3 separate regions of the Homo sapiens genome follow, and all the other regions are linked to region 3. A link is a loop called in an ENCODE intact Hi-C map of the cell type or tissue named here. Cell type or tissue: B cell. All regions are shown on one strand. Region 1 holds the start of SIGLEC6 (sialic acid binding Ig like lectin 6). Region 2 has its middle 17 kb from the start of ZNF175. Region 3 holds the start of LOC124904753 (a long non-coding RNA gene).

The links. Hi-C counts contacts between places; a loop is a spot of excess contacts. Peaks named below come from ENCODE experiments on the same cell type or tissue, not always from the same donor. Only the 100,000 strongest peaks of a DNase experiment are listed, where the experiment ranks them.
Region 1: a loop joins it to region 3, with 4 times the contacts of the local background. A loop is called at or near these places in 4 of 110 quality-filtered maps.
Region 2: it touches region 3 in a loop (7-fold over the local background); 12 of 110 quality-filtered maps call a loop at or near these places.

The regions. Positions count from the first base shown.
Region 1 is chr19:51,527,547-51,535,546 of GRCh38, forward strand. It overlaps SIGLEC6 (sialic acid binding Ig like lectin 6), which reads right to left and starts at 4,124. Exons shown (of 8, transcript NM_001245.7): 1 at 4,036-4,124; 2 at 3,614-3,973; 3 at 3,135-3,413; 4 at 2,891-2,938; 5 at 2,178-2,435; 6 at 614-707; 7 at 201-282. The coding sequence starts at 4,102. In B cell, no CTCF peak of the experiment used is centred here; a DNase peak (open chromatin) is centred at 4,185; H3K4me3 peaks cover 1,403 bases; H3K27ac peaks cover 1,230 bases.
Region 2 is chr19:51,550,050-51,558,049 of GRCh38, forward strand. No RefSeq gene overlaps it. Among named protein-coding and RNA genes, the nearest start is that of ZNF175, 17 kb to the right of the region's middle. In B cell, no CTCF peak of the experiment used is centred here; DNase peaks (open chromatin) are centred at 70, 962, 1,862 and 3,332; H3K4me3 peaks cover 3,917 bases; H3K27ac peaks cover 2,743 bases.
Region 3 is chr19:51,604,971-51,612,970 of GRCh38, forward strand. It overlaps SIGLEC5 (sialic acid binding Ig like lectin 5), which reads right to left. Exons shown (of 9, transcript NM_003830.4): 9 at 5,990-7,452. The coding sequence ends at 7,261. LOC124904753 (a long non-coding RNA gene) reads left to right here and starts at 7,976. Exons shown (of 3, transcript XR_007067313.1): 1 at 7,976-8,000. RefSeq lists an enhancer at 2,084-2,443. In B cell, CTCF peaks have their summits at 3,101 and 3,304; DNase peaks (open chromatin) are centred at 2,241 and 3,171; H3K4me3 peaks cover 520 bases; H3K27ac peaks cover 2,494 bases.

The DNA of each region.
Region 1 (8,000 bases), 77 kb before region 3:
TAGATTCAGTTCCAAATGTTACTATTTTAAATTATTGAAATCAATACTTTTTAAATTATTACTGAGTCAAAAATTTAAAATGTCACATGTGGAACCGCAGGGAATGTCAGGTGTTAATGAAGAAATGCCTCAGGGTCCTTACTTAGGGCAGCATTCAAAAGGGATAATGCTGAATGGAAATTAAGGTCTCTGTCACTCACCCTGGAGCCTGAGACCATGACGGGGTTCACATCATCCGTGTTTTGCACTGGCTGGGCTGCTTTCTTCCTTCTAGTCTTCACTCTGAGGGAACAGCCCTAAGCCTTTCAGCCTGGTTATTTGGAGCCTCTTTCCCCAAAAGAAAACCATCTCCCCACTCCCTATGGAGAGTACAGAAGTAATTAAGAGGTCCAGGTGCTCACATGAGCCCAAGAGTTGGACCACGGTTTCAAAGAGACCCCTTGCTTGGTTCAGCTGGTCAACGGGGTAATTCACACCACCACTACCCTCCCTTTCCTCACTCTCGACTTTCCCAATCACCCCATTTTCCTCCACTCAGGTTTTCTGAGATTCTGCCACCTGTGTGCCCTTCCCACATGAAGTCTTTCTGTGCCTCCCTGGAGCCCACTCTCACCTGAAGATGAAGCAAACACAGAGGAAAACCAGGGTTGTGATGCTAGCTCCCCAGACTGCTCCCAGGACACCACCAGCCCTGCCTTCTGGTTTCCCTATAATTTGAATTTTAAGTGAACTCCAGTTCTAATTCCAGGACATCCTCCCAACAGCCATTCCTCTCCACCTTCCACTAATGTGACCACCCCCATCCAGGACTCAGTCACTCACCATTTCACTGCCCTGTGAACCCGGAACCAGCCTCTTCTCTCTCCATGACTCCCCCTTCCCCCAACTGCAAGACTGAGGACGTTGTGCCCCCAGCCACTCTTGTCTGGGCCTTGGAAACATCTTCTCCAAGCTTCATTTCTCTGGAGCAGTTAGGGGTTGAATTATGTCTCCCCACAATTCCTATTTTGAAGTCCTAACCCCCAGCACCTCAGAGCATGACCTGATTTGGAGAAGGGTCATAGCTGATGTAATTAGTTATAATGAGGTGTTCCTGGATCAGGGTGAGCCCTAATCCAATATGACTGTTGTCCTTATAAAAAGGGGAAAATGTGGGTCGGGTGCAGTGGTTCACACCTGTAATCCCATCATTTTGGGAGGCCAAGGCTAGCAGATCACCAGGTCAGGAGATCGAGACCATCCTGGCCAACATGGTGAAACCCTGTCTCTACTCAAAATATAAAAATTAGCTGGGCATGGTGGTGGGCGCCTGTAGTGCCAGCTACTCGGGAGGCTGAGGCAGGAGAATCTCTTGAACCCGGGAGGTGGAGGTTGCATATGTCAGATTACCATGTTGCAGTGAGCCAAGATCGCACCATTGCATTCCAGCCTGGCAACAGAGTGAGACCCTCTCTCAAAAAAAAAAAAAAAAAGGGAAAATGTGGACACAGACGCACATGTGGACACAGACACCACCATGTGAAGATTAAGTCAGAGGTCGAGGCAATGCTTCTTTAAGCCTAGGAACGCCAAAGACTCCCAGGAAACCACCAGAAGCCAGGGAAGGAGCATGGAAGAGATTCTCTCACAGCCTCAAAAGGAACCAACTCTAACACCATACATGATCTTGGACTTCTGACCTTGAGAACCGTGAGACAATAAATCCCTATTGTTTAAGTCGTGCACTTTGAATTACTTTGTTATGGCAGCCCTAGCAAACTCATACAAGGACCCAGGCTTCTCTTCCCCCAATTGTCACCTCTTAGCAGACTCCTGACCTGGCAGCAGCTGGGACAGAGCTGCTCTGGGATGTTCTGGGCCTCAAAGCTGAGCCTGAGACTTGAGCTGAATCCCTGGCAGGGGCTCAGGGAGCTGTTGACCAAGGGTCCGGCTGGCTGGGGGTGACTGTGAAGGAGCCATGGCTGCTGTTCCCATCCCTCCAGAATCTCCTCCCCAAGCTGCCAGTGCAGGGAGGAGCCACTGCAGTGTGGACTCTAAGCCTCCCAGAGGTAGGAGGGTCCCAGCAGTTGTGAGGGGTCTGGGGAGGGAGGACAGGACTTAGCAGGGGCCTCTTCTCTGAATACTATGGAGCTCTCGCCCAGCTGCCCACACTCTCGCGCACCTCCCCCCACACTCACAATGCACAAAGAGACTCAGAGAGATTTGCAGGGAGCCCAGAGGATGCTGAGCACGGCAGGTGAAATCTCCTTCTTCTGCAGACCCTACTTGAGGCAGCTCCAGGACCCCGGTATTGGAGATGGGGGTGGCGTTCAGGGCGGGGAAGCCCTGGAACCAGCTCAGGTGTGCAGGGGGGTTGCCGTCAGCATCACAGAGCAGCCGCAGAGCCTGGCCCTCCAGGACAGGGAGGGACGAGGTGTTTTGCAGGATTTTGAAGGCTTTGGGGAGAGAGGTGTAGAGAGTTAGAGATGGGGTATAGGGGCAAAGCACTGGTGTCCCTCTCCTCCTGTGGGGTCCACACTAGCTCTGAGGAGGAGACTAGTAAAGTGGGGGCCTCAGGTCTTCAGAAAAGCCCAGACCATTTCCCTGGAGCTGCCCAGGCTGTCCTGCAGAGAGTGGAGCAAGGGCTGCGGACAGCGTCGTGGCAGACAAGTGCCATTCCTGGACCATGGAGACGCCTGAGGCAGTAGGAAAACAAGCAAGAGAGAAGAGGGAGTGCGAGGGGTGTGGCAGCTCCTGCCGAAGAGGCGACAAAGGCTGGGGGTGAGCAAAGATTCAGTCCAGGTCTTTGAAGTCTATGGAGGCCTTAGTCCTGGCTTCTCATATTGATCCCCGTTAGTCCCCACTCTGCTTCCATCTGGCCCTGGAGAGAACAGGACTGGCTGGTTCCTACCTGCGCTGTTTCCTTGGAAGATGCTGATGGCCACTTTCTGTGGAGCATCTGGGGTGGAAAGAGGTGGCCGCCTCAACATCCCTGAGGAGGGATGGTAGGCATGGGGCCTTCCCCTCAGGAGCCATGAAAACAGGGAAAGGGGCTCTCCTCTTTGGCAACCAGGTCCCCAACTTTAAGCTCTGGCTCAGCCCTGCCCTGTCCCCCCACACCCTCAGGGACCCGGGCGTCCTGGCCCAGCACTCACAGGAGACATTGAGCTGGATGGTTCTCTCCATGGTCACACCGGCTCCAGGGAACGTCACCTGACAGGTGAGGTTGGTGCTGTGGTCCTGGGGCCGTGGGGTGATTGTGAGCACCGAGGACTGGGTGGTCCTGGGGCCCAGGGAGGTGGGGGCAGCTGACATCCAGGAGAAGATGGGGGGCGTCCCCTGCTCACAGACCCAGGGCACAGAGCAGGTCAGATTGCTGGGATGGCCAGACTCCAGGGTCCCTGGGATGGAGATGTTGGGCCTGTGGGTCAGGGCTGGTGAGGAGATGGGGACGCAGGATCAGGATGGAGGTCTGAGGTTTCACCCAGGGGGAAGCCCAGTCTCTGGTCCAGCTCCTTCTCTGAGCCCAACATGCTTAATTGTACCCGCCTCCCAAGACGGGGCTCCCGTCCCAGCCCTGCCCTACGGCCCCCATGACCTTCCCCTGTGGCTAGTCCTGGAGCTGGTTCCTTACCCATCACACGCACAGAGAGCTTGGAAGATGTATAACCGTATTTCATCCATTTGGACTTCAACCGAAAGAAGTATGCAGCATTGTCCCTCCTCCGGGCATCTCTGATGCTCAGGGAGCAGTTCTTCCTTCTGGGATCCCAGAGGAGGTGGAATCGGCCCCGGGTCTCCTCCTGCACTTCTTCGTCTGGGTCGTTTGTGGCCACTGGAACATCAGCCCCTTCCAGGAACCAGTAGCCATAACCATAGTACGAGGCTGGAAGGGTAGTGGGCAATCTGCAGGGTACGAGGACGCACAGACCCTCCTGCACCGTCAGTGACTCTGGCCCCTCCAGCTGGAATCTCCGCTCCTGAGCCAGGGCCCCTATGGAGACATGAGGGTCAGCTCGGCCCAGCCCCACGGCACCTCTCCCCTGGCCCACTCACCTGCCCACAGCAGGGGCAGCAGCAGCGGTAGCATCTCTGAGGCGGAGGCTTCCTGGGCTCCCTGCATGAGCAGAGAAGGGGAAGGGAGTGGAGGGGAAGGACTGCGGGGAGGAACGGGTGGCTGGGGAGGAGCGCGTGATCTCGGCTGTTCACAGAAGAGGAACTGCGAAGCCACAAGCCCTCGGAGCTCCACTCCCTCTGCACAGAGCAGACGGAAACTTTGAGACCCAGAGACCTGCCCAAAGAAGAGCAGAGGAGAAGAGACTGTGTCCCGCCTCCCACCTCGGGGCTTCCTGTGAGCAACAGAGCCCGGACCAGGGCCTCCCGGGGCATCTGAGGAATGCGAAACCTGTGTCCAAGGCCCTGCCCACCTGAGGTGCTTTTCTGTGCACCACTGTTTACACCTGGGAGCTGGTCACTCCTGGCCCCAGAGAGTCACAGCCTCATCCCACGCCATGAGAAAGTCAGTCCTGCAGGATATAGGATTCTGTAGGGTCTGTGGGAGTGTCTGGGACAGTGAAAGGAAGAAGGGTCCCAGGTGCAGTGTGGGTGATAGCCACTCATTCATTCACTCATTCATTCATTCATTCATTCATTCACCAAAGACATAGTGAGCATCTGTATGTAGGTCGGGCTGGAGAAGAGATGCCAGGGACCTGGTCCCTACCCTTGAGATGATCCCCATCCATAGCTTCCCATCCTCAGCACACACCCTCACTATCTAGCTTTAGAGCTGTGGACACTGGTGAGTTTGCCAAGTGACACAGTAGAATGCCAGATATTTTTTAAAACATGAGTATGGAGGTTTTTCCTTGACAGCTAGTACGCTGATTTACAAAATTTCAATGACATCTCCAAAATAAGAACCATGCAACATCTTCATGTAAATCAAAAAGGACACATATTTTATGAACTGCAGTGCAGAAGAAACTTCTTTTGAATTAATGTTGCCACTCAGTGCAGTGTGGACTGGAGAGATTTTTTTTTAGGTCCTCATCATAGAGATTAGCAATTTCTTTCCTGTGAAAAATCTGCTTCTCACAGTTAAATGTGGCACAAAAGACATATTTCTGGACAACGTGAGCAGAATATCCTGACAAAATTAAAATTTTTAGGTCTAGCTCACATGGTTTTCTATTTTCCTCTGTGCAGTATGCATCTGGCAAATCTCTAATACCTATGAGGTATTAGAATTTGCCACCATATATTTGTAAATTTTTTTATTTCTACAAACTTAAGGAGTAGATGTAAAATTTTTTTGCATGTATATAATGCGTAATGATTATGTCAGGATATTTAGAGTGTCCGTCACGTGAGTGCAATACATTCTTGTTAACTAAAATCACACTATTCTGCTCTCTAACGCTGAATTTATTCCTTTTAACTGTATGTTTGTAGCACTTCACTCACTTCTCTTCATCTTCTGTCCTCCCCCATCTGACCCTTTCCAGTCTCTGTTGTCTATCTTTCTACTGTCCACCTCCATGTGATAATATTTTTTTAGCTCCCACATGTAAGTGAGAACATGCAACATTTGTCTTTTTGTGTCTGACTTATTTCAATTTAGATAATGAATTCTAGTCCCATCCATGTTGCTGCAAATGACACGATTTCATTCTTTTTTATGGCCAAATAGCATGTATACTATATTTTCTTTATCCATTCATCTGTTAATTGACACTTAGGTTGGTTCCATATCTCTGATATTGTGAATAGTGCAGCAAAAATCATGTGAATGCAGGTATCTCTTTGATGTATTTCTTTCTTTCCCTTCGGGTAGATACCCAGTAGTGGGATTGCTTGAGTGATCGAATAGTAATTCTATTTTTAGTTCCTGAGAAATGTCCATAGTGTTTTCAAAAGTGGCTGTACTAGTTTAAATTCCCACCAACAGTACAGAAGAGTTATCTTTCTCCTCATCCTTGCCAAAATCTGTTATTTTTTGTTTTTTTAGTAATAGTCATTCTGACTGGGTAAGACGGTATCTCATTTTGGTTTAGATGTGCACTTCTCTGATGATTAGTGACGCTGACCATTTTGTCGTATTGGCTGTTCTTATGTATTCTTTGAGAACTGTCTATTCCTGTCCTTTGCCCACTTTTTACTTGGATTATTTGCTTTTTCCTGTTGAGTTGTTTGAGTTCCTTGTATAGTCTGGATATTAGTCTCCTGTCAGAAGAATAGTTTGCGAATATTTTCTCCAATTCAACAGGTTGTTTCTTCACTCTAATTATTTCTTTTCCTGGCAGAAGCTTTTTGTTTATTAAGTCCCATTTGTTTATTTTTGTTTTTGTTGCCTGTGCTTTTCAGAACTTAGTCATAATTTCTGACTCTTCTGACCAATGTTCAAAAGAGTTTTCCCTAGGTTTTCTTGTAGCTGTTTTTTTTTTTTATAGTTTTGGGTCTTACATTTAAGTGTATGATTCATTTTGAGTTTTTTTTTAATATGGTGAGAGAGAAGAATCCAGTTTCATTCTTTTGTGTGTGGGTATACAATTTTCCCAGCACCATTTATTGAAGAAGGTGTCCTTTCCTCAATATAAGTTCTTGTCAGTTTTGTTGACAATCAATTGGCTGTATACATGTGGCCTTATTTCTGGGTTATATTCCATTGGTCTATGTATCTATTTCTATACCAATATCATGCTGTTTTGGTTATTATAGCCTTGTAATATACTTTGAAGTCAGGTAAAGTGATACCACCAGCTTTGTTCTTTTTTCTCCGGATAGCTTTGGCTATTCAGGTTCTTTTTGGATCCATATGAATTTTATAATTGTTTTTTACAATTCTGTGAAGACTGACATTGGTATTTTCATATGGATTACATTAAATCTTTAGATTGCTATAGACCAGTGTGGGCTTCTTAACTATCTTAATTCTTCCAGTCATGAGTATGGGATGTTTTTCCATTTGTTTGTGTCATCTTCAATTTCTTTCATCAGTGTTTTTTAGTTTTTCCTGTATAGATTTTCACCTGGTAGGTCATTAAGAGCATATTGTTTAATTTCCATACATTTGTCTTGTTTCCAGAGTTCCTCTTGGTGCTGACTTGTTGTTTTGTTCCATTGTGGTCTGAGTATACATTGAGTAAATATTGATTTTTTTTTTAATTTATAGAGACTTATTTCGTAGCCGAATATATGGTGTATCCTGGAGAATGTTTCATGTACTGATGAAAAGAATATGTATTCTGCAGTTGTTGGGTAGAAGTTCTGTAAAAGTCTGTTAGTTCCATTTGGTCTATAGTGTAGTTTAAATGTGATGTTTGTTTGTTGATTTTCTGTCTAAGTGATCTGTCTTACTGAGAATAGGGTGGTGAAGCTTCCCACCATTATTGTATTGCATTCTATCTCTCTCTTTAGATCTAGTAATATTTGCTTTATAGATATGGCTGCTCCATTGCTGGGTGCATATATATTTAGAATTGTTATATCCTCTTGCTGGGTTGATCCCTTCATCATTATATAATGACCTTCTTTGTCTTTTTCTACTGCTCTTGACCTAAGGTCTGTTTTATCTAAGTATAGTTACTGCTGCTTACTATTGGTTTCCATTTGTGTGGAATATCTTTCTCCATCCTTTTACTTTTGGTCTATATGTGTCTTTTCTTAAGGTGTGTTTCTTTAAGCTGCACACTGTTGAGTCATTTTTAAAATCCATTCAGCCATTCTATATCTTTTAAGAGGATACTTTAATCCATTTACATACATGGTTATTATTGATTTGTGAGGCTTTCTTTCTGTCAGGTTATTAAACATTTTCTTGTTTTAAACATTCGTTGTTTCTTTCCTTTTATCTTATTGTTTGTCCTTGTGATTTGGTGGATTTCTGTAGTGGTACCATTTGAGTCCTTTCTAGTTCTCATTTGCATGATTGCTTTACCAGTGAATTTTTTACTTTCATATGTTTTCGTGATGATAAAATCATCCTTTTGCTTCCAGGTTTAGGACTCCTTTGAGTATTT
Region 2 (8,000 bases), 55 kb before region 3:
TAAGCTTAAAGGGATATAAATTATGGGTATCTGATACAAGCTACAGAGGAGGAGAAACTCAGAGGGGAGACCCCAGAGTGTCAGCCTGGGGTTGGCCTCCCCTGCCCTCAGCCCCAGGATCCTGCACCTCTCCCTTACTCTCCAGATAAGAAACAGGTATGTTCCTGCCTCTGGGGCTCTCTCCTGGGGACCCTTCTCTACTGGTCACAGTCAGAGGCAGTGTCATTCATTGGGAGCTATATTTCATGTGATATCTCTGACCTAGAGATGTGTTCCTACTTTCCTGCATCTGGAACATCTGATGCTCTGAGAGCAACTGTGGGTCCTTGGGTCTCTGAGGAGGTTAGCTTTGCCCCAGGTCCTCTCTTCCAGGTTTTTCTTTTCTTTTCTTTTCTTTCTTTCTTTTTTTTTTTTTTTTTTTTTTTTTTGAGATGGAGTCTCGCTCTGTCACCCAGGCTGGGGTGCAGTGGCACAATCTCGGCTCACTGCAACTTCCACCTCCCAGGTTCAAGCGATTCTCCTGCCTTGGCCTCCCTAGTAGCTGGGATTACAGGCACCTGCCTCTACACCTGGCTAATTTTTGTATTTTTAGTAGAGATGGAGTTTCACCATGTTGGCCAGGCTGGTCTAGAACTGCTGACCTCAGGTGATCCACCCACCTCGGCCTCCCAAAGTGCTAGGATTACAGGCATGAGCCACTGCGCCCAGCCTTCTTCCAAGTTTTGACAGGGCTTATTTGTGGCCACAGGGGGATTATGGTGTCTGTGGGCCCCCTCTGGGATCCAAAGGTGGGTGTGGACTGGATTAAAGTCAGTCCAGAAAACCCATGGATTGGACTGGAGAATGAAGCTGGGCACAGAATGCAAAGGTTCCCTCTTCACCGTCACTGACTGAAAGGTGAGAGCACAGCCGGCTGATTCTCATGGGACTGCTGCCGGGAAGCAAGCTGTGGCTGCAGCCCGACTGAGCAACCTCTTCCTCAGGCCTCTGCTGCCCTCACAGCTGGGGCAATGGCAGCAGCGGAAAAGGATGTTCTACATTCCGCTGACACCATCTGATTTGTTGGGAGCCGAAAAGGCCAAAGAGATCGTGACCAACTCAGCATTCCACTGGAGGCTATATGATCAAACAGCAAACTGTTTATCATGAATACAGGATGTGAGCAAACTCACGACTGCACCTGCCGCCAGAAGGTTTGCTGAGGGCGGTCACTCCCTGGCGCCGGCTCCTTGAAGTTATCTTCTGGGACATCTAGGGCCTACTGTTCAAGGAATACAGTCTTGCAAGCCTACTCTAGATGGAGCAGCTGACCTCTTCTTCCACCCCTCCTTCTCGCTATCTCTTTTGCCTAATAAATATGGAGGGCTGTGTAAAGTTCAGGGCCCTTGTCCACTAGAGGCAAGGTGCCCCCTGACCCCTTCTTCCAAACACATTCTTTTGTTCTCTTGTCTTTGTTCCCGCGTTCGTCCCCCTTTGTTCAGTCCCCCAAGGTCCGTGCAGTTTACAAGCGGTGCCCCGAACAGTGACAGGATTGGGCAGTCTACAAGTAGCACCCCAAACAGTGAGAGAACTAGGCTGTCTTCACTGATTAGCCTCTCCCACTTGGAAGTGGGCACAACCTTGGAGTGATAGATTCTCTTCCTGGATTGAATGTATTGTTCCTCTCCCAAATTTCTGCCTTCAGCAAACGCTACTTTTGCCCTCAGACCACTACAGGGGAAATGAAAGCTGAGCTCTCCTCTCCCCTGACCACAGCAGGGTGGGACCTTCCTTCCTCCTCTTCCTCACCACCTGAAGACCAACCCCCACTTCCCTCAAGAGAGATGTGGAGTTTCTGGGTCTGTTTTCCCCAGTTGCTTTTCTTGGAGCCCCTTGCATAGGGTCATAGGAGAGTGAGACTGAGACTCTCCTAAAATGGAACCCTCTCTGTCCTCAGCTCCAGCCGTGGCTCCAGCTCTGGCTCCAGACTTAGGTGAGCTCTTTGGGTTCAGGGTGAGGCAGAAAGAACTTGTCCTGTGTCTCTCCTCCTACTCTCACTTCCTGTGGGCCCTGCCTGCACATATACATACACAGTCTCTTCACTTTGACTTTTCCACAGTTTTCCAGCCTCTACAACTCCTCCCCTCTGTGGAGTGACCAGCAAATATTCCTCTCCTGGCCTCTCTCTCTCTTGAAATGAATAGCCTGCTAGGTCTCCCATGGACAGCTCCCCATCTCTGAGCTCACGGGACTCTTTTTTCAATCTAAGTAAGATCCCTTGTGTGCCTAAACACTTTGAATGTCTTCCATCACTTCCAAAGACCATGCTTCCATCAGCTGCCTGATATTCTGTTCCTCCATTTAGCCTACAGATCCTGAAGCATATATACATAATATATATATTATATATATGATATATGACATATATATATATATGTAATCTTTTAGGATTGGGCACAAAGCTAAAGACTGAAAAGGACCATGAGTCTTGTTCTTTGTCCTCCAGAGCTCCAATTGGGTACGAGTACCAGTCGGAGGTGGTACAGAGGTGAGAGGAGTAGGGAAGAAGAGGGAGAGGGGAAGAGACACAGATTGAGACAGAGAGAGAGAGAGGGAGAGAGAAAAAGAGAGAAGAGGAAGAGAGGGAGAGGGGAAAGAGATAGAGAAAGAGAGAGACAGACAGACAGAGAGAGAGAGAGAGAGAAAGTTTTCCTTCAACAGGAACATTCCCTTTGCCCTCAGACAAGGCAAAGGGGGAAAGAAAGAGACTAGAAACAGACTGAGACAGAAAGAAAGGTAGAGAGGCAGGAAAAAGGGAGACAGGGAGAGAAAGACAGAAGAGGGGAAAGGGGAAGAAGGTGAAAAGAGACATAGACTGAGATAGACGAAGAAGCAGGGAAGAGAGAGAGAAAGGGGTAGGAGAGAGGGAGAGAGACAGAGAAAGATGAGCAGGAGGAAGAGGAGGGGGGGAGGAGAAGGAGGAGGAGGAGGGGGAGGGGAGGAAGAGGAGGGGGAGGAGAAGGAGGAGGAGGGAGAGGGGGAGGCGAAGGGAGTTTATCACAATTAGACAGGGATTCCTGAAGGCCCCGGGGGTGGAGTCTGTCCTAAGAGGCAAGAAACCAGGGATATGTGCAGATTCCCTCTCTGAGTGATCTAAGGGCCCATCTCCTGGGCGTGACCGAGAGCCCGAGAAGGGCAGACACAGACTGGGAGGTTTTCCTATCCTGCGCCGTTCTCTCCCATGTCTACCATCAGGGACCGCGCAAAGAGGCTGGTGGCTCTCGCTGCACATCCAGACACGTTTTGGTCCTGGCGAGCCACAGGCATCAGGGAGAGTGGCGCTGTCCCTGGTGCTGAAGCAGGACTGTGTCCCTGGTTTAGGAATGACTGGGCTATGCAGAGGAGTCTGACTAGATAGGATCCAGATCGGGGTCTCCAGCCGGCAAAACAGCTGAGTCACAGGATTGGGCCGCCCAAGAGGGAGGAAGTTAAGGAGGGGCCGACTGTGGGTCTGTATGGGCTGGACTTCCCTCTGTGCCCCTCCCGGCTCCTTCTTTACCCCAGGAATGTTTTGGGTCAAAGCCAGCAGCAGCTCATCTGTAGACCTCTTGTTGCATGAAAAAAAAATCTTATTTGTTAAAGCCCCTGAAAATCAACAGACTCACAGTAAAGTGCATTTCTCGTTGATACAATACGGAGGGGTGAAGATTACCCCAATTCCATTTGAAGCCAACAGGATATTTTCCAAAAGTGCCATACTCCTTTAAATCTCCTGACCATGCATGACAGTGCCCAATATGACAGACTTTTTTTCACTTTTGGTAATTCAAGATTAGATAAATAATATAATCTCCCTTCCTTACTTTTCAAAGATGTGATTATAAACAGCCTTGTTGACCCAATTTTTAAATTAATCTCTGTGAATTATTTATTTAAAGAGTTTATGCAGAGGGGCTTTGGGGTTTTCCTTAACAATGTGTCTAAGCTTTTTGTGAAGATATTAGTCTTCTCCTATTATTTACCTTGGAGAATAATACAATTTTTTTAACCGACAAAATATGCATCCCTAAATATCAAAGTTTAGGTTTTACTGTTTTTGGCATTTATGTAAATTGCATCATATTGTATGCATTTTTCCTAGCTACTTCACACAATAATAGCTTAAGAATTTTTTACTGTCATGCAGAAGGGATGCAAATCATTAAGTGTACAGCTTAATGATTTATCACACAGCGAGCACATTCAGCTCACAAAATAGGTATTGCCAGCTCTGAAAATGCCTCAACAAACTGCACTCCCACCATCAGAACACAAAGGTCCCGATTTACTCATATCTTTGCCACACTCGCTGTTATTTGCCTTCTTGATTTTCTGAAAGAGTGTAAAGAAGTATCTCATTTCTGTTTAATTTGATTTTTTTTCAGCTACCAGTGAGGCTGCGCATCTCAACGTGGACTTGTTTTCCACTCATGCTTCCATACTAGCAGATTAATATTCATGTGCTTTGCATACTTTTACTTTGGCTTGTTTTCCTTTTTCTCATTGGTTTGTGGGAGTTTCTTACACATTCTAGTTCAAAAGTCCTTGTGAGCTTTAGGTGAAACAAATGATTTCTCTCATTCTGTCATTTCTCAATGAAAGTAGTCTGATTTGTCCTTGATTTGATGGAAAACCAGAGTTTGGATGCAACCAAATGTGTCCTACAAATTGGTCTTTTTTTTTTTTTTCCTGGTTGGTTAAACTCAGAATTTTCGAGCTTTAACACCCCTATCCCAATTACCCCAAATCACCTCAGCTTCCCTCAGGCTTTACATAGGAACTGGTGGCGACATCAGTGAAGGCCTCTCTGGGCAACTTCCGGTTCACATTGGCGTCCAGGCGTGATTTCTTCAGCATGTCCATTGACGCGCATGTTCAATATCACTTTTGGAGCTATGCTCTGCAGATAGTTATCATGGTGTAACGCGGTGGAGGGCGTGTCCGTTATTTCCATTGTAAACTTTTCTTCAGCGGCTTTGTCAGGAGAACAACATGGTCGTGCCCAGATAGAGTTGGTCACTGGAGGACGCCATCTTCAAAAGATGGTCGTTCCATACAGCCAGGGAAGGCCTTGGGGTCTCACACAGCAAGGTCTTGGAGCTGTGCCATACTGGCAGGGACCCTGTTGTGTATATATCTACGCAGATATGTGTATGACTGACATTACATATTCTGAAAAATAACTCTTTTATATTTTTACACTTATTTGAAGGGTTTTTTTCCCCCTTCTACTAAAGAATTCAATGTCTTCTTGAAAATTAACAAACTGCATGTGCTTAGGTTTACTTCTGGGCTCTCTAGTCTGTTCCATTGGTCTAACTGGTCCATATGTCATTTGGAATATAGCTAGCACCATACGGCTTTGATTACTGTAGCTTTGTAATGTAATTTGAAATCAGGAATGTGATTCCTCCAACTTTGTTTTTCTTGCTTAAAATTGTTTGGCTATTCAGAGTCTTTTGCAATTCCATAAGAATTTGGCAATTATTTTTTTCTGTGAACAATGCCATTGGAATTTTGATAGAGATTACACTAAATCCGTATATCACTTTGGGTAGTATGGATATTTTAACAATATTAATTCTTCTAATCCACAAACATGGATATTTTTCATTTATTTGTGTCTTCTTCAATTTCTTCCATTAATATTTTGTAGTTTTTCACTGTACAGATCTTTCACTTCTTTGGTTAAAATTTATTCCTAAGTATTTTATTCTTTTTGGTGCTATTACAAGTGGGATTACTTTCTTGATTTCCTTTTTGGATGGATTATTCTTGGTGTAAAGAAATGCAACTGGTTTTTGTATGTTGATTTTGCATCCTATTACTTTGTGGAATTCATTTATTCATTCTAATAGTTTTGTGGGGTTGTTAGGATTTTAAGACACAATGTCAAAAGGGTAATCTCTTCAATAAATAGTGTTGGAAAAAGTGGATATCCACAAGCAAAAAAATGAAACTGGACTCTCTCATCTTACATCCTACGCAAATATCAACTGAAAATGGAGTAAAGATCTAAACATGAGACCAGAAATAGTAAGACTCCTACAAGAAAACATGGGGGCAAATCTACCTGATATTGACATTGATGATAATTTTTTGGATATTACACCAAAAGTTCAGGTAGCAAGAGCAAAACTAAACAAGTGAGATTGCCTGAAACTAAACAGCTTCTGCACATCAAAGGAGACAATCAACAAAATGAACATGCAGCTGATAGGTTGGGAGAAAATATTTGCAAACCAAATATCTGATAAAAAGTTGATATCCAAAATATATGAAGAATGTATACAACCTAATAGCAAACAAACAAACAAACAAACAAAAACCCAACTTCAAATTGGGCAAGGGACTTGAATTGACACTTTTCTGTAGAGACATGAAAATGACCAACAGGTATATGAAAAGCTGCTCAATATGAATGGACAAAACTACAATGAGATACTGCCTCACACTTATTAGAATGGCTGTTCACAAAAAGATAAAAGACAACAAGTGTGTTGTGTAGGGTGGGGAGAAAATGGAATGCTTGTGCCCTGTTGGTGGAAATGTACATTGATACAATTGTTATGGACAAGAGTTTGGAGACTCCTCAAAGAGTTAAAGGGAACTCAATATGACCCAAAAATCTCTCTGTTGGGTATATACCTTAAGGAAATGAAATCAGCATCTCGTAGAGATACCTGCACCCCCATGTTCATTGCAGCATGATTCACAATAGCTAAGATATGGAACAACCTAAACTCCTATCAACAGATGAACGGATAAACAAATCACTGTGTGTGTACGTGTGCACACACACACACACAATGAAATGCTACTAGCCTTAAAAATAAGGAGATGCTGCCATTAGCCACAGCATGGATAAAACTGAAGGACATTTTGCTAAGTGAAATAAACCAGACACAGAAAGAAAAATTCTGCACGATCTCACTTACATGTAGAATAACAAGGAAAGGTGAATACATAGAAACAGAGTAGAATGGGGCAGGGAGTGGGAGGAGATGGGGAGAATGTTAGAGGGTACAAACTTATAGTTATGAAGGATAAAGAAGTCTAGAGATAAAATGTACAGTATGGAGAATAAAGTTAATAATATTGTATACTCAAATTTTGCTAAGTGAGTAGCTTTTAGGTGCTCTTACCACAGAAATAAGTAAGTATGGACGGTGATGGATATGTTAATTTGCTTGACTGTATTAATCATTTCACTGTGTACATGTCTATCTGAATATCACGTTGTACATATTAAATATATACAATGAAAATAAATTTTAAAAATTAAAATAAAGAAAAATAAATGAAAACCAAATACTGCATGTTCTCACTTATAAGTAAGATCTAAATGATGAGAACTCATGCACACAAAGAGGGGAACAGATATGAGGATCTAGTTGAGGATGGAAGGTGAGAGGAGGGAAAGGAGCAGAAAAAATAACTATTGGGTACTAGGCTTAGTACCTGAGTGATGAAATGATCTGTACAACCACCTCGTGACATAAGTTTACCTATGTAACAAACCTGAACATGTACCTCCGAACCTAAAATAAACGTTAAAAAAGAGAGGAGGTGGGGGAGAAAAGAAACTTAAAAAATAAAATTTAAACCAAAGTTCCAGCATCATTGATTAAGTAATTTATCCTTTCCCACAGACCTGTTGTGCTGGCTAGGTTCACCTTTTCCCCAGTGATCTTCTACTTGCCCTCACACATGTTAGAATTCTATACTATATCAGCCTCTTGGCTTCCATTGGCTGTTCACACCCACTGGTATTTTATTATTTATATTGCTTTATAATAACCTTTGATATATAGTAGGACAAGCCTCACCATTTTACTCTTCTCCTTCAAAGTGTCTTATTCTTAGTCTGCACTTTCACATGTTCCATTCCTCTCTACCCTAAATGGGATTTTGAATGAAAGGGTATTGAAATTATTGATTCGTAAATGATTGGCATCTTTATGTAACTGGGACGTTCTATT
Region 3 (8,000 bases):
TTTTCCCTGCTTTGCTCCACATGCAGGCCATCTTCCCAATTGCCAGCCCTGGGGATGACCAACACCAGCCTCAAATCTACCACCACCTGCTTGGCTGTGTGCTTACAGAGGTAGTAGCTACGCAGGCAACAGTTTTCCATAGAACTTTCTGAGATCCCCCTTTGGGGGTCCCATGGTAACAATGGGCATACTTGGCTTTTCATATATCCCTGCACGCTCTGTCTTGCCTACCCACACCTGTTCTTCAATGGAACTGCTTAATGATGCTCTCATGATCATCCTGCCTTCTCCAAAGCATCACTTTCCAGCTCTACCACATTTGCATTAAGTTCTAGGTCCTCTAGTGAGCGCTCTATTCTCATAAAACTCTTGGCTGCTGTTTCCCTGGCCACACTCTTGTCTGGTGGAGTGATGAAAACCTATGGAGATAATTTTAAGCTCTGGGTCACATTATCCTTCTTCAGGGCATATTTACTGTTGCTTGTGGCAAGCCGACCACTTCAATTTGATCAGATATTGAGGAAATTTGGTCTGGCTTTAATCCTTATGAGGTATCATCTAGTTCCAACTCATCCTTACTCTACAAGGTCCCAACCACAGCACTACAGTGTTTACCATGGCCCTTTTTCCTTGGCAAGCCCTCAGCCATAACTTTTATCATTCTATCCCCATGAGATTCAAATGTTCTACTTAGCTTTTCAGTCTATGCTTGGAATCAGCAACCTGTTTCATCCAAAGGATTGGGTTGTGGAAGACATGAAGGACCCTGAGCTGAAAGCAGAGGACCCAGCTCGGGGCTGATCCACAGGCCACTCCTGGTACCATACCCTCCTCTGTTCCCCAGGTCCTCCCTCTCCCTGCAAGTGCTGACCCAGACACCTGACATTCACATCCTAGGTATCCTGGAATCTGGGTGCAATGGGGCTCTGACTTCCCCATGTCAGAGCCTGCTGAGGATATAGGACACCCAAGAACTGTTACTGGGAATGGGTCACCCTGAGACACACCTCCCTCCACCCCCACACACACTTATTGTGGTTGTGATGATCAGAAGAGCTTGCACCTTGCACTTTTCTCACTCCAGGATCCCCAGATGGACCCAGATCCAGTTCGTGGCTATTGGTTCTGGAAGGGGGCCATCCTCACCTGGATCCTCCAGTACCAAACATAACAGAGTCTAAAATGTGAAAGAAGAAGGCAATGGCAAATCTACCTTCTCTGAGGCCTCCAAACTCGCAACTGGCCCTCAAGGATGAGAGGTGCTCAGATATGGGACACGGGAACACCTAAGCTCTCTGTAAGTAGAGTAGTACTCTACCTTTCACATTTAGAGGTTATGTTTTCTATTTGTGACAATATCTCACTAAAAGTCTTCTCCTCATGAGGGAAAAATGTCATGCTCCCCTCCTTCTTGGCATCTCTGTTGCTCAGTGAAGGTCCCCAAGGAGGTGGAATCAGCCTACGGTTCTTGGTGTCTCTTCTGCAGCTTTTGACCTGGTCTATTTGTGGAAATAGGAGGATCATGGAAATGGAAATGTTGACCTCTTCCACAAACCAAAAGACATAGGCTCTTCTAGAGTAAACACAAAAATTTCAAGATGAGAGATCAAAGCATGAGAATACAGAGGCAGTTTGTCCTGTACCACATCTTCAAATCTCAGACCTGCAGCTTCTATCCTGCATATTTCTCCAAGCTGTACCCCAAAATGATGACGAAGGACCTTCTGTGAAGTCACATTTCCTGCAATCCTCTTGTCCCTGCACCTGCACAGCAGGGGCAACAGCAGCATCTTGGGTTTGGAGGGGGGTGAGTCTGGGACTCCTGACATCGCCTGATGAGTCTCTTCTACCTGGAGATCAAGGCAGCTACAGAAAGAGCACAGCTAGAGACTTTTCCTGGATTGAGCTGCTCCAAGTTCCTCTCTCTGTTAGGAGTCCTCTTCCCTCAAACAACTACCAGGGAAGTGAAAGCTGACCTCCTTTTACCCCAGGCCTACTGATAACCTGTTCAGTGCCCCCTGCCATCTCATTCCTCACTCAGATGTTGCCTCCTCCAGGCATCCATTCCTACCTCTCCTCAGAAAATGAATGGGGCATGCCCCACCTCTTCTCTGTTCACTTGGAACTCGGAGATCTCTCTCAGAGCAGAAGAGTGTAGGAGCCCTGAAACTGAATCTTCTGCCCCTCCACCCATCACACAAGAAGTCACGAGAAGGTGGAACTGAAACTCACCTGCAAGGGGGGCCCTTCATGGTCAGAGACGGTGACTCAGAACTGAGGCCCTGGCTCCAGCTTCACACTCGACTGTGATGTTTGTGGTTTTTCTGGTGTCAATTTGAGTTCAGAAAGTCACTGAATTTTTGTATGTCTCCTCGCTTATTCTCAGGTTTCTGATAAGCCCTTCACTCACACCTTCAGTGTGAGTTTTGACTTCTTGACAGTTCCTCCAGCCCTATGGGCCTCCCATCTTCACAGTATTTATCAGATCTCTCCCTCCTTAACGCACATCCATTTTACCCTGACATTGCCTTGCCTGTTCTGCCCTTCATGACAACTCTCTCCATCCTGTGGTCCACTGAGGCCCCAGGATCCTTTTCCTAGTCTAAACACTTACTATTCATGTAGAATGAAGGAAAACTTAGAATTTATTTCTGTGACCCCTCAGCTCCAAATATAACTTCACAACCAGCCTTCTAATAGATCCTTCATTCCTTCATTTGAGCTGATTCAGGATTTGGCACAGAGTCAGGTATGGAAAAGGATCACATATCATGTTCTGTTTTTCAGAACACCATGACAGGACAAATAAGGGATTCAAAGCAAGAGCAAATTATCAACTCACTGGAAAAGGAAGGGAGGAAGAGATGGAGCCTACCACATAGAAGGTTTCCTGGAAGGAGTGAGGGCAGAGTCAGCCCAGAGAGGCAAGGATCCCAGTGGCCTGTGAGAAATGCACCATCTCTCTGAAGTTAAGTCTTCTCTTCCCTAAAATGAGGGGGACTTCAGAAGAAGACTGAGGAGGAGTTTGAATGTCCTCTGACCAGCACCTCTGTCCTGCAGCACAGAATGTAACCAACTCTGCTTTCCAACCTTCTTACCTCTGCATTTGAGACAGGACAGAGTTCTGCTCCCAGGGGGCGCTCCACCCGCCATGCCCGATTTGGGGAACAACTAGCCCAGGGTTGGCGCTGTCCATGGTTCTGCACCACAACTGTGCTCTGAGTTCAGGAAACTCCCAACTCTGCCATGGACACGAATTTACAAGCACACGGTTCTGAGCTGTAGGCCAGCGGGGCACCTAAGTCAGAGAGGCTTCGAAAAGGCTGGGTCCCTTTTGGGAAGGAGAGGCCAGGGAAAGAGACTTATCGCTGTGCTTTTCCTCTCACTCCTCTTGTTGAGCTAAGGATCATTCTTTTGAATTGTAGTACCGGCCTGGCTAAGGGACAGGGAAGAACAAGGTATTTTTCTGAAGTTCCAGATTATGCTGATGTTGCTGGCTCTTGGACCACGCTTTAAGTAGCAAGTCCGTGCCTGGATCTCCTCTCGGATAAGGGTTTAGGAAAGAGATGGACATTCACTGAAGCTCCCCAAGTTCCAGACTCAGGGCTGTGCTTTTCTATATATGCCTCATTTAATCTTCATAACCAACCTAAGAGAGGTTTGGTTAATAATTCTCATTTGACAGAGTGGGAAACAGAGACTGGATGTATACGCGATTTCATGGGGTCTCACATTATTGGTGCATATATATATGTGTGTGTGTGTGTGTGTGTGTGTGTGTGTATATTTTTTTTCTTTTTTTTTTTTTTTGAGACAAAGTCTCACTCTGTCACCCATGCTGGACTGCAGTGTCATGATCTCAGCTCACTGCAGTCTCAACCTCCAGGGCACAAGTGATCCTCCCATCTCAGCCTCCTGAGTAGCTGGGACCACAGGCACCTGCCACCATGCCCAACTCATTTTTGTTTATTTTTTGTAGAGATGGGTTCTTACTATGTTGCCCAGGCTCTTCTTGAACTCCTGGGCTCAAGCGATCATCCCATCTCAGCCTTCCAAGTAGCTAGGACCACAGGTGTGTGCTTCCATGCCCACTAACTTTTTTTTCTTTTTGTAGAGACAGGGTCTCACTACATTGCCAGACTCGTTCCAAACACCTGGGCTCAAGTGATCCTCCTGCCTCACTCTCCCAAAGTGCTGGGATTACAGGCATGAGCCACTGAGCCTGGTGATATTTTCCACTGTGATGTTGTCAAATCTATCAAGATTTTTGGTAAGAAGGATGAGTTTTTATTAACTTTTTGTCATAATCTCCTTAAAGAAAATTATTTTTTCTTCAAAAAATTTAAGAAAAGATGACTATCAGAAGATCAGACATTTCCTAGCTTGCAATATTTTTCCATGTTTGTGTTATCAGAAATATACTTACCATTCACATTGTGTGATCATCTGTTATGCTGAGAAATAGAACATGCGGGCACCCCAGGAATCTTAGAACCCCTCTTTGTTTCCCACCCTCCCTGACCTTCTTATGAGTACCACCTTGCTGATATTTGGGATTATCCTTTTCCCTGCCTTTGCCCATAAGCATAATACCTGTGTATATATTTTTAAGCAAGAATAATTGCTTTAAACATTCACACAAATGGAACAATGTGGTAATGTGTATTTTGTATGGCCAAATAGGACTGCACTAGCTTTCCTTTTATTAATGTCGGCATAATATACTTTCACTTTTGGCCTTCTCTATCCTTGTACTTTACGTGTATATGTTGTAAAGATCATATACTTGGAATCCATCCAAGTGGACTCTGTTTTAAACTGAAGCATTTATCCAATTATATTTAACATAAATATCCCATGTTATATTTTGTTTTCTGTATGTGTCACCAATTCTACATTACTTTATTTCTCCGTTTTGTTTGTTTGTTTTGTTTACTAAGTAATTTTGTTGTTGTTTGGCTTTTTGTTTGTTTTTTGAGACAAGGTCTCACTCTATCACTCGGCTTACTGCAGTCTCCACCTTCCGGGCTCAGGTGATCCTCCTGTCTCGGCCTCCCAAGTAGCTGGGACTACAGGCATATGCTACCATGCCTGGCTAAATTTTTTGTACTTTTTTGTAGAGGTGTGTTTTGCCATGTTGCCTAGGCTATTCTTGAACTCCTGGGCTCAAGTGATTCTCCACCCCTCGGCCTCTCGAAGTGCTAGGATTACAGGTGTGAGCCACTGCGCCTGGCTGGTTTACTAAGTTTTTAATAGTATACCTTTAGTGATCACTAGGTTGAAAGTTATATATTATGATTCTGTTCTTTTAGCCGTCATGAGAAAAATTTACAGCATGCCTTATTAACCTATCAAAGTCTTTAGTAAATGAAAACCTCTCTCTCCTCCTGGATAATATATGGATATTGGGACATGTAAAATACACTTACCTTGGTACTTAACTATTGTGATTGTCAGGAATTCTAAACTATCTTTTGTTTTTATTAAAGCTCCCCCATTTACTTGCTCTGAAAGATCATTATTGCTTTCTCATTTTTGAGTTGACTTTACTGAGTATAGATTGCAAATTGATGTTAGAAATAGTATTTGCCTTCTTCTACTCTCCAGGTTGCTACTGATAATTCAGTTGTCAATTAAATGACTTTTCTTTTGAAGGTGATCCTTTTTCTCTGGTAGCTGTTCAGATTTTTTTCCTTGTCTTCAGTTTTGATTCAGCCTTACCTTGACACAAACCCAATGTAGGGATGGTCTCTTTTGACATTTGCAACCTTTCGCTGGGCCACAGACTTAACCTTCATTTCCAGAGCCACATGCAAGACCAAAGAACCAAAGCTTCCTTTTTCAATATGAGCAAATGCCCCTGGGAATTTTGGCTTAGTGATTCTGCTTACTTCTCTGGGTTCAGCCTTTCCCCAGAATTTTGGCCTAAGTTTCCATTTTCTTTTCAGGCATTCTATACTATTTAAGGGAAGGATTCTTTTTCTACTCATTTTTTCCCCAAAAGATTTTATTATTTTCAACACAAGGCTTGATCAAAATTATCTAACCTGTCATAACCAAAACAGTAGTCACAATTCACCTTCTTTACAGTGATGAAAATGAAGTTTGGGTGGTAGATATTGAGAATCAATGTCCTCCCAGTACTCCACTGGAATTATCCACTCATTTCCTCATGACCACTTGCTGAAGTTTCTAACATTGTCATTTATCTGGGTTTGGAGATACCCTAGATAAGTAACTGGAGAATTTTTAGCTGCTTTTGGTTTAGCATTTTAAAAAATAAATTAGTTCAATTTTAGAGGAGGGAGAGTATAAGTTCTTTCTTCAGTCCACTCTTCCAACTCAAGACCACCCATTAACTCATGTTTGGAGGAAAAGATAGTGTAAGCCAGATGAAAGCAAGGAGGCATGGCTTCCAGGAGGAGGAATCTCAAATTGCAAAGACAGTGTGGTATGAACCAGCATGAAAGGCTTAAGGAAGGGTTAGGCAAGAGGAAAGTATAAATGAATAGATAGCAGGGAGATCATGAAGGACTTTATGTGTCAGGGGAGATGCTTGTGATATATTGTCTAAGGCCAGGGGGCCGTGAATGGGTTTGGGCAGGAAAGAGTTAGACTCAACTCTTTGGCTGTTGGAAGGATTCCTATGGGTCTCATAAATGAAGGACTGGAGCCAAAGGAATATGATGCAAGGATTGCAGGTAAAAGTGGGCAAAGATATGACTCTGGCAAGGATATAAGATCCCACATCATGAACCAAGTGCCAGGCTGAGGGGCTGGTCTTTCCTAGGGAGTCTTCGAAGAGTTTTGGGAAGGGGAGTGACACCAACATATTGCTGCCCTGTTTTTTGTGCCTGGTCATCCCCAGCCTTGAGAGAACTTGCCAGCAGGACCTTTCTATTCAAGGAAGAGAGACCAGAAAGCACTGAGCACAACGCCCTGTTCCAGGACCCATGTTGGTTGATTTCCATGTGTTGATTTCTTTAATGTTCACAACAACCTTTGAGGTAGCATGCATGATCTCTGATTTACAGAATGGGAAACTGAGGCACAGAGGGATGCAGTGAATTGCTTGATGACAGTGCCAGGGCCTAGATTTGAGCCCACCTCTCTAATTCCATCTGCTTGGAGCACTTAAACATCAGTTAATGTTAACATTGCCACAAGGGCTCTTCGTGCTTCAGCAAGTGGTCCCTGACTTGTCCTTTCCCCCAGACAGGCTGTGGCTCCTCCAGCCAGGACTGAACTCTGGGCAAATCCTCACTTGCTTGTCTTGATCTCCGAGTACTCCGTGGTGCTTGGGGCCTCCTGGTCCTTAGGCTCCCTCGACTTCATCTCAGAAAAACTAAGGGAGGCATAATGGAGCTCCTTTTGTTCTTCCAAGGGAGGGGCATCCCCAGGAGGAGATGCTTGATCTCCGGGGCTGTCTGGCCAGGGCTTCTTCCTGGAACCCTGAGTAAAGGGGAAGGAAAGGTGTCACAGTAGGAATAAAGAGGCAGGTGTAGAATAATGAGTTCTTATATTTATATGTTGCCTTGGGATTTATTTTGAATGTAAGTTGGACTTTCTCATGCCAGAAGCAGGGCTTAGTCACCTGGACACAATTTCCAATTCTCTACCTCCTCCCAGTTCCCCAAGGTGGTTAATCCAAATGTCTGCCTTATACAACCATCTCCTTGTGACCAGCTCCCTATGGGACATACAGCTACAACCTACTTGACTTACGTATTGACTCCTGTGTCCCTCATAGGCTGCGCAGATATACTGCAGCAACCACCTCTCAGTCACAGTGTGGCTCCACAGAACTCCTGCCTGCTAGCTCTAAACCCCCAGTTAGAACTCCCTGTGGGAAGCCTGCTTAGATTATGCCCTGGACTCTAATTAAGGCTTTGGCTCATGGGTTCTTCTCTCTCTCTCTCTCTCTCTTGCCCCCTACCCACTGGATGAGCACTTGCGTCCTGGTCAGTTCCCTCCTTTCCATTCGCCCTTCCAGGCTTGCT